3 separate regions of the Homo sapiens genome follow, and regions 2 and 3 are each linked to region 1. Evidence: chromatin loops called from intact Hi-C (ENCODE). Cell type or tissue: endothelial cell of umbilical vein. All regions are shown on one strand.

What was found. A loop is a pair of places that touch in the nucleus more often than their neighbours do. Peaks named below come from ENCODE experiments on the same cell type or tissue, not always from the same donor. Only the 100,000 strongest peaks of a DNase experiment are listed, where the experiment ranks them.
Region 2: a loop joins it to region 1, with 3 times the contacts of the local background. A loop is called at or near these places in 1 of 110 quality-filtered maps.
Region 3: it touches region 1 in a loop (6-fold over the local background); 1 of 110 quality-filtered maps calls a loop at or near these places.

The regions. Positions count from the first base shown.
Region 1 is chr2:4,419,665-4,424,664 of GRCh38, forward strand. No RefSeq gene overlaps it. Among named protein-coding and RNA genes, the nearest start is that of LINC01249, 230 kb to the right of the region's middle. In endothelial cell of umbilical vein, no CTCF peak of the experiment used is centred here; DNase peaks (open chromatin) are centred at 907 and 1,937; H3K27ac peaks cover 1,777 bases.
Region 2 is chr2:4,352,515-4,357,514 of GRCh38, forward strand. No RefSeq gene overlaps it. Among named protein-coding and RNA genes, the nearest start is that of LINC01249, 300 kb to the right of the region's middle. In endothelial cell of umbilical vein, a CTCF peak has its summit at 2,265 (motif pointing right); DNase peaks (open chromatin) are centred at 1,837 and 2,237; H3K27ac peaks cover 1,914 bases.
Region 3 is chr2:4,666,119-4,671,118 of GRCh38, forward strand. No RefSeq gene overlaps it. Among named protein-coding and RNA genes, the nearest start is that of LINC01249, 12 kb to the left of the region's middle. In endothelial cell of umbilical vein, no CTCF peak of the experiment used is centred here; a DNase peak (open chromatin) is centred at 2,463; H3K27ac peaks cover 1,002 bases.

The DNA.
Region 1 (5,000 bases):
GGTGCTCAGTGAGGACAACTCCACTGCAATTGTGTGGCTTATACTGGGCACACAAAATTAGAATCCAGGTCTATCTGATGCTATAATTTTTTCATATACCTAACAACACAATTTCCCATTAAAAATAATCTTCAGGTTTTGTTTGAGGATAGGTTAAAACAAAAATGATGATCATTCTCTCAAGCACAACACATTCGTCAGATGGTACCGATGACTAATAAGTCTGATGATGTCTTAGCATATGGGCCAAATGCTGAAAAACCAATAGAGCTTATGTTTGGGTTACTTCTTTAAATGTATGTCTGTCTACTATGGTACAATTACTTTCATATTGTAATGTATTTTTCAGGTAATAGTGCATTTCATAAATAAGCAGCTTCAGAAGCCCTTTTCTGGCCTTTCAGGGTGTAACCCTGCCCTCCAAAAGAAGAAGGGGAAGTGTACCCTTCCCATCCCTTCATGAGGAGAAAGGGGTGAGAGCTCGACCTTGATGGTTTTCCATTTGGAGTAAAGCTGCAGAGAAGCCTTTCTCAGCCGATGACATCCTGACCTCCTAGTGGCCTCCAAATGGCATTTCACACACATACACTTGGGGGAGAGAAGTCCCTTTAATACCGGAGCTCAGTTTAAAAGTGAAAGCTGCCACCTCACTTAAGAGTTCACCTTCCTATCCTGCTGAAATTTTCTGGACCCCATACTTCTTTATCTTTACATGTTTTTAACTTATTTTACAGTTAATATAGGAAATATCTTGTCAGTAGATTTGAGTCGGGTAATTTAACTCAATGACACTTAATCCATGTTTTAGAGGAATTAGAGCGAGAAAAGAGAGGAGCAAAAGCATACCTCCCAGCACACATTAAAAATTAATTTTATCTTTGTAGATGAAGAAGGGAAATCACCAATAAAATGGACTAGGCTGGACGCCAAGACAAATCTTTGCTGCTGACACCACTTCCCATGAATTAAAATATTATCTTAGGTTATTTATCCAGGTTTTCTTTAGGAAATTAAACCACAGCAAGACTGTAGAAGCCTAAACAGCAAGAAAAAAAAATCCATAAGTATTACAAATATCGAATATTTACTATATATTTATATTACTGTATTGTTGATTCTTTCATTTTTTAAATTATAATTTTATTTGAATTATCCTATTGTCCTACATTAAATCATCTACATGAGAAATTCCACTACAAAAGTTACTCACAGTAAAGAATTCAAATCATTAATATGCTTAGAAGCTACAAAAATCTTAACATCTAAAATGAACAGAATCTCTTAGAAAGTTAAAGTATTTATTTTCTGTCCTTTTATAGAATAATTCTATCATTATGCATGCTATTTGTGGAGCATGTTATTTGTGGGGCATTTGTGGAGCATATCTATTTTGCTCGTCACCTGTCCTGGAAACTCATTTGACTTCATATTTCTTATGAGAGCATTCTGAATTATCTTGGCCATCATTCAGATTTCTTAAAAATTGTCTACATCCCACTTGTCCTATGATGTTTCAATTCCTGACTGTGCTCACGCATCTATGTGCCATGTTCACCCTTCCTTTCTGCCCTTGTCAGACCATTCCTTCTGGCAGTATGTGCCTTCTTTTCCCTTTTGTAGATTGGGCATTCCAAATGGGTCACCTGAAGTCCCAGGGAGGCCCTGATAATAATTTAGTGGACTTGCATATGTGTTTGACTTTGTTTCATTGAATTTGAGGTCCTTCCACATTGAGAAAGCACTCTTTGGTACAAGACAGAATCTGGACTCTTCTAGACTTTCCATTTCCATAAATCAGGCCATTAGACACATTGGATGCTTGGTCCTTTTGAAAGAATTTGCTTTTGAAATGCCTGATCTGTGGCCTTATGAGGCTTCCTTCAACAAGACTTCCATGACCCCTTGGGCCCCTTGGCTCCTGATCATCCCTTTCTTTTCTATACCCCCACTTATGTTGTTTTAACATGTGTTCTATTGTTCCATTCTTCTAAGTCATTTCTGCAGTGACTCAGAATGTCCTTTCAGTTCAAGACCTACATCTTACTTCCTTGTTGTCATCACAAATCTGTACCTTTAACTGTGAGGGATGTTAATATTCTAACAGTGAGTCTGAAACAGAACTGAGAAAATCAGGACAATTTGGAATTGCAGCAGGGCACCTGCCCAAAAGTAACTCAGGCTTTTGTCCCAGGGTGTGGTCTGGACTGAGCATTATTGTCCAAAAACTTGGGGATTTAAAGACGTGATGTTCTTGTGTGGGAGGCTTACCAGTGGGAGTCACTGTCTGGGTCGTCCAGGGTTGATCTGAGTCAAGTGGGGGCAAAGCTGGGGTTACAGCACGCCATTCGGTTTGGAACAAGATCACCAGTAGAAAATGGGGAAATGAATAAAATTTCCCCCATATCTTGAGCAGAGAGGTCTTGTAGGAGCTATCCAGGCTAAGGCCTCGGCTCAGCTTTTATCCCAGTGGAGAGTCAAGGAAGATAGCGACGTGGACAGAAAGCTCTCACTACCTGGGTTTAGGACATACAGCTGGTAGGCACTTGGCCCCCAAGGCATATTCAGGAAACACCTGCTGGTATTATCTTGGCACCAAAACCAATTGGAGATACTAGTGCCCACAACAAGTGCCCAGTGCCTTGTGCATCTGCCAGCTTGCATAGTCTAGGCTGATGGGGCAGGCTAAGGGTAGATTGTAGGTTGAATGGGTTGTATGCTATGACTTCTAAGAGGCTAGGAATAATAATAAGTGATAAGTTCATAGTTCATGAAATTCTGATTAGCATCTTATAGGAGCTAGAAAAGCATTTACTGATTGCTTTCATTTTCTCCTTTTTAATTAAATTGTGTTTCCCTAGCATTTGCTGAATGTGTTTTTGTTGCAGGCATTCCAGGTGATCAGGGTTCAAAGATACAACAGGCAAAAGCTCTGAAAAACAAAACAAAGAACATTTTAAAATTGAAAACTTAAGAGTGGGAGTTGGAGACATAAAAAGAGAATATATCATGGCACAGTGCATGGAGCAAATGAAGAAATCACTTTATAGAAGAAAGAAGGGTTTAACTCGGGGGGGTGTGTGTGTCAGGGTAGTGGACAACTGTCAGAATGAGTCCTGGAGGAGACATCATATGAGCTGAGCAGAAGAGTGGCAGTGTCTGCACTGGATTTTGAAGTCAAAACAATGGTTGGATAGGCAAATGTTGCAGGGTGGAGAAAGGACATGAATCTAATGAAGGAGACCATCAAGCACGAAGGCTCAGGAACCCGGGAGCAAGAATGGAACTGAATGCAGCCTAATGTTGCTGTGAATTCAGGAGCAGGCTGGCAGGTACAGGAGGTAAACAGACACAGATGGGAGCCACTGAAGGGCAGGGCCCTGCTCAGACCTTTGTCCTAGGAAAAGAGTGCTAATGGCAGTGGGAAGTTCCCTTGAGCCTACAGGAGGTAGTTACAATATTGTGATTTAAATAGGAAGCCAACCGCAGATTTTCAAGATGAAAGCATCGTGAGCATGTGCCACTGAGACAGGTGTGCTTATAGCTTTCGAGGTTGAGAGCCTGTGATGAGGAAGACAGTGTGACCACCGTGGACAGTATCACAGGACGGTCTCCTCAGGACAGAACCCGAGCTGCCTCCTCGCACGTAGAAAGGGGGTGTCATGAGGCCAGGGTTGGCCGCATTCTGAGTTCTGGTAGAACCTACTCTGCACAGCCACAGCAGGCGCCTTGGCTCTCCCACCAATAATCATAAATGCATGGATCTAGCAAACTGACACGCACCAACTACAACACATCCTTGAGCCCCATGCCCACGCTTTTAAAAGCAACTTGATGGAAATACCTTGCACATTCTAGAACTTGGTACTCATTACAAAATTATGCCATGCCCTTGATCTTCAACTTCTCTGTGAGGTAGCCTGGGAGGGTTTTTCTTCCCATTTGGAAACGAGGCAGCTAAACTCCAGAGACCTCCAGACAATAGACCACGTCCAGCCCTCTGGTGATAGAGGAGGATTTATTCCAACCCCCTGGCACTCCTTGCAGCTTCGTTGAACTACATTTTCACTGCCTTGGTGAGTGACCTGACCAGAGGGTTGTTCTATCTCCGTCCAGCCCCACAGCCCCCAGCTTCACCCCTTCACCCCAGTGATTCTACATTGACCACCCGGGGTGTCGAGAGGAAGAGGACCTGAGAAGAAGGCCACTTTGTGATGGAAGGTGTCCAATATCCCACTCTGTATTCCAGGAGAGGTTGGGTAAAGCGGGGGAGGATGGAGCCACCTGTCGCTTCCAGCACATGCTCTCTCTGTCCTCTTTGCAGCAGGTATGAGCTGCCTTGTTGCTGACAGTGTGTAATTGGATGGAGGACGCATCATTTCTCCTCTTTCAAAAGATAGATCACTGTTCCCTTCCAGCTAAAATGGCTTCTGCTCCTCACTTAAAGAACAAAATTCACCAAACATGCTTCAAGACATCAAAGCTCTTCATGCTTCTCTGAGGACATGCAATAATCAGGGCAGAGGTGACCTAACTCACGGCTGCTCTCTGTGGCTACTAGAACCCCTGGAGGGCGGAACAGCCCTTCTGGGGAAGGAGCATTCAAAGGTTCCACGTAACCCTCCCCCTTTTTAATTGGGCAAATTACTGCAATTGTTTGGAAGCAATTAAGAGAAAAAGTGTCTCTTCAGCATATTCTAATATATAACTAGATGACAATGTCGCAGGTGAAAGGAGAGTGAAGGCTTGGTGCATCGTGATTGTCTGGAGGGACAAAGCGCACTTCAAGATTCAGTAGTGCCCCCTCACCCACAGTTTCACTTTCCAGGGTCTCAGTTACTCCTGCCCAAACACAGTCTGAAAATATTAAATGGAAAATTCCAGAAGTTAAGAATTAATACGTGTTAAATTGCATGTTTTTCTGAGCATCGTGATGGAATCGTGACCCATCCCACTGTGTCCCACCTGGGATGTGGCTCCTCCCTTTGTCCAGTGGATCCACA
Region 2 (5,000 bases), 67 kb before region 1:
AATGTTCTTCAAAATGGATTGACTAATTTGTACTCCTCAGCAAATGATTATTCTTATTTCCCCTTACATGCTAAACACTTGGCATTATCCAGCTCTTAAATTGTTGCCGGTCCAATTTTGTTTTCACTTAAGAAGGAGAAAGCCACAAAACATCACTACCATGAAATCAATGAAAAAAAAAAAAGCCAGATTATCTGCAAAATCCTAGCATTTTAAAAATCTTTCAAAGAACTCTGGTTGCAAGACAATCGAAGGCATTGAATTCCAAATGTCAAGGCCTTCTCAGGAGAAACTGGAGACATCTCTTCCTCTTGCAAGAGCAAGGGAGAAATGAAGTATGACACTGTAGAAATACATAAGAAGAAATTAGCTACAGATTTAAGCCATGCCTAAAGGTCTAATATAAGCTAGCATACTAATTTAGAATAATTAGGAGCCCGATAAACAGAGTGAGGATGAGTTCTCACTCATGTTTAAGCTCTTCTCCACAGGTCTCTACTAGATGGTCACAAAGAAACTCAGGAACAGGACAAGAGAGAGCTTCCGTCAGCTATCTAGGAAGTAATCAGGCCTCCATCAGTCGGCTAGCTGTGATGGTTAATATTGAATGTCAACTTGATTGGATTGAAGGATGCAAGTATTGTTCCTGGATGTGTCTGTGAGGGTGTTGCCAAAGAAGATTAATATTTGAGTCAGTGAACTGGGAGACACTGACCCACCCAAAATCTGGGTGGGCCCATCTAATCGGCTGCCAGCATGGCTAGGATAAAGCAAGAGAAGTTGGAAGGATTTTACTTGCTGAGTCTTCCAGCCTTCATCTTTCTCCCATGCTGGATGCTTCCTGCCCTTGAACATCCGACTCTGAGTTCTTCAGCTTTTGGACTCTTGGACTTACACCAGTCATTTGTCCAGGGGCTTTCATGCCTTTGGCCACAGGCTGAAGGCTGCACTGTCAGCCTCCCTACTTTTGAGGTTTTAGGTCTCAGACTGGCTTCCTTGCTCCTCAGCTTGAAGATGGCCTATTGAGGGACTTCATCTTGTGATCATGAGTCAATTCTCCTAATAAACTCCCTTTCATATATATATATATATATATATATATATATATATATATATATATATATATCTCCTCTGAGTTCTGTCCCTTTAGAGAACTTGTCTAATACACTAGCTACACAGGAAGTGATTAATCACAACTGGGGTAGAGGCACAAAACACACTGTACTTTTGAAATTTTTGCCCAAACAAATAAACAAAAATATCCTTGAGCTCCCAAGGAAGGAACTGCAAATCTTCTGACCCCAAGGACCAGGGATCAGTGGAAGTTAAACTCATTTATCTCTGGGTGATGAGCAGGAAACTCTCCTCCGGTCCTCCGCATCCCGCATAGGACTAGCACCAAGACTCACACAACAGAAATCTGCGAGGGGAAGAACAAAAAAACAGAAAGAAACTTCTCCAGGAAGCAGGGCTATAGGAATACTGAAATCTGTGTAGGAACAGAAACAGAAAAACTCTCCAACACCCTAGCACTGCTAAAGAAATATAAAGTCTGTGGAAAACTGAAAATAACATTAGCAGTAACAAAACCCAAACCTAGTGAGATTGATCCAATGTCACATAACAGCTCACAGAAGAGTGTCTATATCTACGTCTAAAACTGCTTATTTAAGTTTTTACTGTTCTATATATGGTGTTAGACACTCAATAAAATACTGCAAGACACACAAGGTAAATGAATTAAAAATGGCTCCTTGTTAAGAGATAAAGCTATCAATAGACTCAGACTCAGGGATGACTCAGATGTTCAAACTATGAGGCAGGGACTATAAACTAACAATGATTAATGTAATAAATGATCCCATGGAGGAAATATCACAAGCATAAACAGCTGGGGAATTTTAATAGAGATGGAAACTATAGAAAAATTAAATGAAAATGCTTAAAAAAACAAGTAATTTGAACAAGATACATATTTAAAAATTCCACAGTGGGCTTATCAGCAGATTGGAAACAGCTGAAGAAAGAGAATATGAATCTAGCACTTTATGATTATCCAAAATGAAACACACACACAAAAAAAATAACATAAAATGAAACATTGAAGCCAAGAGCTGTGGGAAACTATCCATGGCAGTTATTAATTTATTGTCTCTCAGTTCCAACTCTACCCTGCCGCCCCTGCCCTGTGAGAATGGAGCCGGACCCTCCACTACATGGAGCAAACATCCACGTAGATGTTTGTCCTCTGCGGCTGGCACATAAACTCTGCCAGTAGAGGGCGGTAACAAGGCTGTCTCTTCCTGGATCAGATGTGTTTCCCTTACAGCCTCCTGGAGCACCTACAACTTCTCCACGGCTTTGCCCCTGAAGCCCAGTGCTTTTCCAGTACCCGGATCGCACTGCACGTGGCGGCCAGTGGGTTCCTCCAGTACCTCTTTGCTTTGCAGTAAGTTCCAAGGCACACTACCTCTGTCTATGAGTGGCTTCTCCAGGAAACCAAGATCAGAAAAATAAAACAGATTTTATATAATCAAAAGGGGAAAATGCCTTAAAGTTGCAAACAAGTTTATAATCACACAAAGAAAAAAAGTATTAAATAAATTTTGGCACAACGTCCAGATTGTATGTCCTATGGATTATTTTTTAAAAGAAGGAAAAAAATGTAACTTTGTGCACTGTTTCCCATTACTAGTAATATTGCTTTGAAATTTCAAAATTATTTTATATATATTATGAGATAAGGTAAATAAGTCAATACAATAATGGCTTTAGGAAGCAGGCTTTTTAATGTAAAAGAAAACACAGATGTATGGGGGAAACTCTAATGTTGAATCTGAGTTCGACAGAACGATATCACTTTATGAGATTTTGTTCGTTTGTTTCTTAAACTGAACTACTTAATGGACCTATGAGCAATGATTCCTCTGAAGTAATGAAAACAAATGCCCAGATCCTAGATTCTAAGTACCATTCCCCGTGAAAAGAAATTGGGGCTTCAGAGGAATGGCTAATCCTGGTTCTGGGTTTGGGAAACGTATGAACTACTTGGGGCCACCCTTTATATATCAGTGTGCTAGGGAGTCCTATATAAGGGGGTCATGTCAAAAAGGCTACAAAAAACATTTATAAGAGGATCCCATTAGCAAAGTTAGTGGGACAATTTGAACATCAAAAATAATAAGATTTTATTTGTGAAATAAAAAATCTAGGAACTAAAGAAAAAGCAAAACTAACAAAAACAAACAGATGGTACTTTTTTTCTTTACATCAGAATGGCAGCTAAAATACAGAAAAGGCATAACAGATTAGAGGTAACTGGTGTAGGCAAAAATTGCTATTAAAAACCTGTGTGAGGTTGTTTGGAAAGAATATTTTCATAGTGTCCAAATATTTATCCACAGGTTACTTAGTAACTGCAAAGAAAAAAAAAAATAAGATGGGACGTTTCTAGTGGAGAGATGATGATAAAACCGAGCATCACTTGTAGCGGGGTAATCCGACGCACATGCCTCTGGATGTGATGTCATAGGAGGCACACAACGCCATCTCTAAAAGATTCTTCCCCCAACATTTTTGGTTTGCATCTAATCAAACTTGTAGACCAGAAATAGACAAGGTTTTTATGGAAAGGGTTGGAGAGTACATTTTTTAGGCTTTGTGAACCATATGAACTATCACAACTATTTAAATCTGACATACTGTAAAAGCAGACAATATTTAAATAACTGGCTTACAGATGGTTTGGTTGCGTTGCAATAAATGTTAATTTACAAAACAAGTTGTAGACCGGATCTGGGCCATGGCCAGTAGTGTGTTGACCCTTGCTCTAAACTTAAATTCTAGTTCAAAGAGATTAAAGAAGATTTAAGAGCAAGTGAAAGGACATCATGAGGAATGACGCTAAGAGGAAACAGTCACAGAAATTTGGAGAATGAGACATCTACAAAATCACTGACCACAAAAATAATACAATGTAATTAAAATTAAACAAACAAGAAAACACAGGAAGGAGGCCTGTCCAATAATAAAAGAGATTAAAAATACATGGAGTTTAACTGGATTTCAGATAAAAGGAGGAGGAGGTGGAGGAAGAGAAAGAAAAGGAAAAAAAAAAAAATAAAACCCTGGAGGTAAAAAGACATTCTTTCAAAACTAAAGAAATGTACACATAGGTTGCCTATTTATGTTGCTATTGAAATTTGTTATTGTTGTGGTTAGCTTTGAAGTGACAGATGTTTATCTGTGTTTATTCTCAAGAGAAGCATGCCAAATTTTATGGAACTAGAGGGTCATGCTGTCTGCTACTTATGTTAAATTGTCCAAGGAGAATATATACATGAGAAAATATGTACACTTGACTAAATGTAAATCAGTTTTTTCATATACGTTTAGCCTAATATAGGGTATTCATTTTCTTTCTACTTTTCTACATTCTAAAATAAAATCTTGGGAAAAACACATGCAAGTCAAAAAACAAAGAAACAAACAAAACACAAAAATCTTTATTCTGTTATCACAGTCTTCTTTATCTTTTTTTTCCCCCCTTCTAGAAAGCCCAGTATGTCCTCAAACAATAGGATTTGGGCTGATCTCTCTGGTTTTGGTTTTCCAAGGCTCTTATGGAAGTGTTGCCATCCCGGTCCTCAGCAGACAGTTTACTCACTGATGAAAAATATTCAGAAGCTAACAGAAGTGAAAGAGATGAAAACCCACGTCCCCTTAACATGCCATACTAAAAGTGAAATGTGCGAATGTTTGTATTTGGAAGAGGGGGAGAAAAAAGGATTCAGCATCTCAGAAGCCAGTCGGAAGTGTCAGGCCTGGCAGACGCAGCTAGTGAGGAATTAAGCGCTTGCTTTTCTTAATCACCAAAATATGCTGCTGGAGATCTTTGAACCTCACCCTGAATCCCAGCTGCTTTATGAAAGCGCCCTAATTCTCTCATGACCCATTAAAGAAAGGGGCGGTGTCTTGGCTCCACTAAGTTTGCACAGAGA
Region 3 (5,000 bases), 250 kb after region 1:
TCCAGGCAGTCTGGCTCCAGAGTCCACACTCTTAACTACCACAGCAGACCATACAGGGTTTCTTTATAGAGGCATTCTTTAGTTTTTCTTACTTAAGAAGACACAAATAAGAAACCAAAAGCCATTCCACCAGAGAAGGCTGTAGGCCCGGATTATTTAGACCAAAATAATCAGAAACCTGTATTTAAAAAAAATCAACAAGGAAACCTGACAGTGCTATTAAGTATATGATGAACAAATAAAAAAAAAATTCTCTGTGTCCAGCCGTGGAGACTTCAATGCTACTCCCGTAAATGTGGTTCTTCTTGAAATGCGTGGCCCTTCCCAACACTTCTTTCTTCCCCCAACGGGATGAAATGCCATCCAAGTGCTGCTGGTTTGGTAGCTCTGCTGACCTAGACTTGGGCCACCTCCCAGATGTTCAAGGCACTGAGGGTGCGCACTGGGCTCTCCTGCAGGGCAAGTCCAGGAGCGGCTTCCAGATATTTTCAGTGAAACTTCGCAGCCTCTGGTATTGTTGCTCACCTTACGTGGTATCAGACGAAACACGGTCCCTAAACCCAATCCTCCCATCTACACACAGGAGCCCACACCACGGGCATTCATACCTTTCCCCATAGGGGTTCCTTTGCTTTGAGCCCCTTTCTCCCGTTTTGCTTCTCTTTTGGCTACCTCCTAAGTATCTGAAAATCATCAACTTATGTATAATTTCCTCCAGGAAGTCTTCTTGACCTTGTGGGTCTTGATCAGTTGTCCCTTTTCTGACCCTCAAAATTTTCTATGAATTCCTCTCTCCTGATCCTGATCATATTTTATTATAGGTATTTGTCCACATGGTTACCTTACATTTGTAAAGTCATTTGTAAAGTCAAGGTGGTAGTCATTCTACTTTGGTCTCTTTAGCACCTAGCATAGTGAGTGCCTAGGGGTTGGGCTGACTTTTCTGCTGATGTTTTAGCAAAGCACACTCCAGTAAAACAAACAAAATAATTTCAAAATTCATCTTTATGTTTGAGAGTGACCCTTTCTCGGAGGTTATATTTGCTTTTCATTTCCCATTTCCATAACCCTGCCAAGGGTAGAATCTTTGAGCATCCTTGAGGAATTGATCATCACTTGATTCAGTATCTGTGTGGAGACATGAGAGCTCTTTCATTCACCAGGCATCATCATGAGCCCTGGGGATCTTTTTGGATCCTACTCAACCCAAAGGTGCAGAGCTGAGATGTCCCCCAAGGGCCTCAATCCTCTGGGGCCTCGTTTTTTCGATAGAATCACCCACATGGTAAGAGGAACAGAACACTTTTTCATCCCCCAGGAAACTCGGGGAGCTTTCCCTCTTTCTTTCATTGCTTGCTTCTGCTAAAGTTATAACTCCCGCTCTGCATTCCATCTCCTGCAAATGTATACTATCTATATACATATTATATATATATGTACATATACACATATTAATTTCTGACACCACTAGTATCAGACATTGAAGTTGTGTGAAATCTTTTACAACTATATATCAATGCTCCATGAGCATTCTATCTGATCATTTACTTCTCTGAACAAATTTGCTTAGCCTGGATTCCTATAAGTAAAATTATTGGATAAAAAGCCGTGAACAGTTAAAATGATAACCTCTTGATGTATATCAGCAACTTTCCTTCCAAAATGCTTAAGAAAATCATTTTAAAAGTCTCTGCATCAGGGCTTGATGACACCTACCTTTGTGCACCTTCAGTACTATGAATAGGATTTTGTTTTGCATAGCTTTGATTAATGGTGGATTAAGTGTTTTTTATACTTATTGACTGTAACATTTTTGGATATTTACTATATGTATCATTTGTCTGTTTTTCTATTGGCATTTTTAAAGAGCTATTTACCTTTTTAAATATTTTTTTCTCTAAATGCTAATGGAAAATATTTCCAGTTTCCTTTTTATTTGGTGTTTGCTTTTATTATTATTATTTAGTGCTTTACTTTTTCTTTTGGAATCTATACATAATTTCCTTTTCTTTTGTGAGCTCACTTGTAATTTTACGCTTGGTCATTGTATCTCGTTCCTGATCTGACTTGCTTAATAAGTCATCAATACATGGCTTGGGTTTGGATTGAAAGAAGCTGGATCCGCTTTAAAGATGTGATATTATTGAGAAATATTTTTATACACCCATCTTGACAATTTAATTATTCATCATTTTTGAGATCTTCTATTCTCACGTTCAATTGTAACACACTGTACTAAATGTGAAAATATAAGGTTGGAATAAAGATTCTGTGAGAAAATTACTGTGCACAGCTTTTAGACAATGCATTTTCAATGTAGGAGAGAGATGAAGGTTTCACAAAGTAAGGATGCCAACTCTGTTTCTGTGTATGTTCCATTTAGATTGAAGCCATAGCAGTTGTTGTGCATTCTAGCCTCCTTAGAGTTTATCAATATTGTGCAGCTGTTGCCTTGCCTAAAGAAAGTGCCAAGAGGAAATAATGAGATCGTACAGAATCCCGATAAGCAAAAACTTGCAAGGCAGAATCAGAGCTAAGAAAATGAAGGAAAAAAAAAAGAAAGAGCCAAAGTTCCAGGAAGTCTTATTTCTTGTTCGTATAACGTTACCCTAAATGTTTTGCCTTAAAATTTTTCTTTGAACAATTGTCCTGTCTGTAATATGCCAAAAACTAAGTCTGTTTCTTTCAAGAGCTGGCACCACACTGATAATTTGTAAGTACAAAGTACGCAACTGCAATTCCTGTTTCACCCTGAACTTGAACTAAAGACGTCTTTGATTGGCATGAATGTGGTGCCAAGCAAGGAGACTCCACTAATACTGAGGGGAAAAAAAACAGACGAGTCTTCTTCATTCTTGAATAAACATACCATTCAATTCACGTAAAGGCAAGTTAATTTCAGAAAGGTTCACTTCTGTTTTCTTGAGATAACAAGATGCAAAGCATTTACTTAAACTCGGATAGTCGATAAAATTCTTCAGACATTATCATCATTGGCTGTGTATCTTTTAAACTTAACATATTCAAATAGAATGCTTTTTTGGTTATTTGTAAAACTCATCTTTGCTTTACCTTTTGAGAACAAGTATGGAATCATTGCTTTTCCCATTTAACATTTGTTAAGTTTGACTGAATCATTGGTAAAACAGTTTCCTTGTGTAAGATAATGAAAATCCTGGACTACTACCTTTAGCTTCTTATTAAAGAATGTTTTCTCTAACCCTCTTTGAAATTAAAACATGCATAAAAATACATTTTACATGTCAACCTGATTTCATATTAGTATATATGTTAATAATTATTTGATAATTATTATTTGATTAGCCAAACGCCATGAGAAAGTCTCAGTAAAGAACATTTTGGAAAAAGCAGTTTCATATCTATACGCATCACACATTTGTATGAAGTATTTCCTGTGGTTAGTAGCATTGCACTCATCAAAACTCATAGAACCTTATGATTTTAAGACATTTTGAGCTCTCTCATAACACTTGTAGATAAAAACAAAAATCATTAAAGCATAATTCATGCCTGAGATGCTAAATAAATACTTGGTTTGGTTTTGACTGTAAAATTATTGAGTAAATGGATTAACAGGACAATGTACTCTAAAGTTTAGAATAGTAATACTAGGTGAAATTGACTAAATGTATAAAAGAGAAAAATAAGATGAATGAAAGCAATATTACTTTAGAAGCAGCTGGTTAAATTATGGAACTGACTTGTACAAAGTGTCATCTTTTCATTTTTCTTCTCTTTGGTTTTCTTTTCCCTTGAGGCTGAACAGTATCAGCAAATCTAACATGATTTTGGAGTATAAGGACTAGCCTTTGCATGACCCAGTCCAAATATACTAGAGAAGTATTTTTGTGGACTCATAGTAAAATGGTACTTTATTCCCACTTCAATACTCTTCTCTAAATTACAGATCCCTTGATACCTGGAAAACTGAAAGAGTCAAATGTCTGGTCAGACTTTGGACTTCTTTTTCTGGTCCCTGGCCATAACAAGCCACAGGCTTACTCCTAATACTACAGAAAAAAAATATTCATTTGAAATATTTTGATTATTTCTTTATATAAAATCAAATTTTACCTTTTTATACACACTGAGGGTATTCTGGGGACATGCGTAACTTTTAACAAGAATATTGTTGATACCAATCACCCTTCCTCTGAGAGTCTCTGTCTGCCACCCAGAATTCTGACTAGAGGTATTATTATTACTAGACATGTCTTTCTTGCATTTTTGGAGCCATATTCTTGAACACATATTTTTATCTGAAGGTATTTCCTGCTTAGAGACAGCCTGGTATGTGAAATAGGATATTTTAAAACTAGAGTGGTACTGGTATTGCAAAATGAATTTTCATGCACAAAAGCAATTGCCATCAAGTCTCCTCTGAAGTCTTTTGAAGTCTCTCCTAAGACATTTAGAACTCTCCCACTCACTTGCCCTGAGGACTTCTAATTTCTGAATGGAAACTCAACTCCTAGAGTGTCGTAATGTAAATTGTACACCATGGGGTTTACGTAAATGCCAACTGAATGAAAAAGAAAGATGACAGAAAATAAGAACAGTTCTAGTTATTTCAATGCTTATTTACTGTCAATTCTACCCTACTTTTAAATGCAGTATCTCAAATACTATCAAAAATGATCAGAAATATGAAAAAAGAAAGATAATGTGGTCCATAGTGAAAAGTCAATAAACTGGTGAATCAGACCCCTAAACAAGCCAGATGTTACAAGAAATCGAAAAAATGAGTGGAGAAATCAGAGACATCAGGAGAGATTTGGAAGCTGCCTAATAGAAACTGCCATCCTACAACTGAAAGACACACCTCTGAAAAACAAGAACAACAACAAAAAACTCAATGGATGCGATTAATAACACATGCGATCCACAGGAGGAAGGATCAGTTACTTTGAGGAAAGATCACTAGACATTATTCTAAATAAAGGAAAGTGAGAACAAATTGAAAATAAATCAATAATACA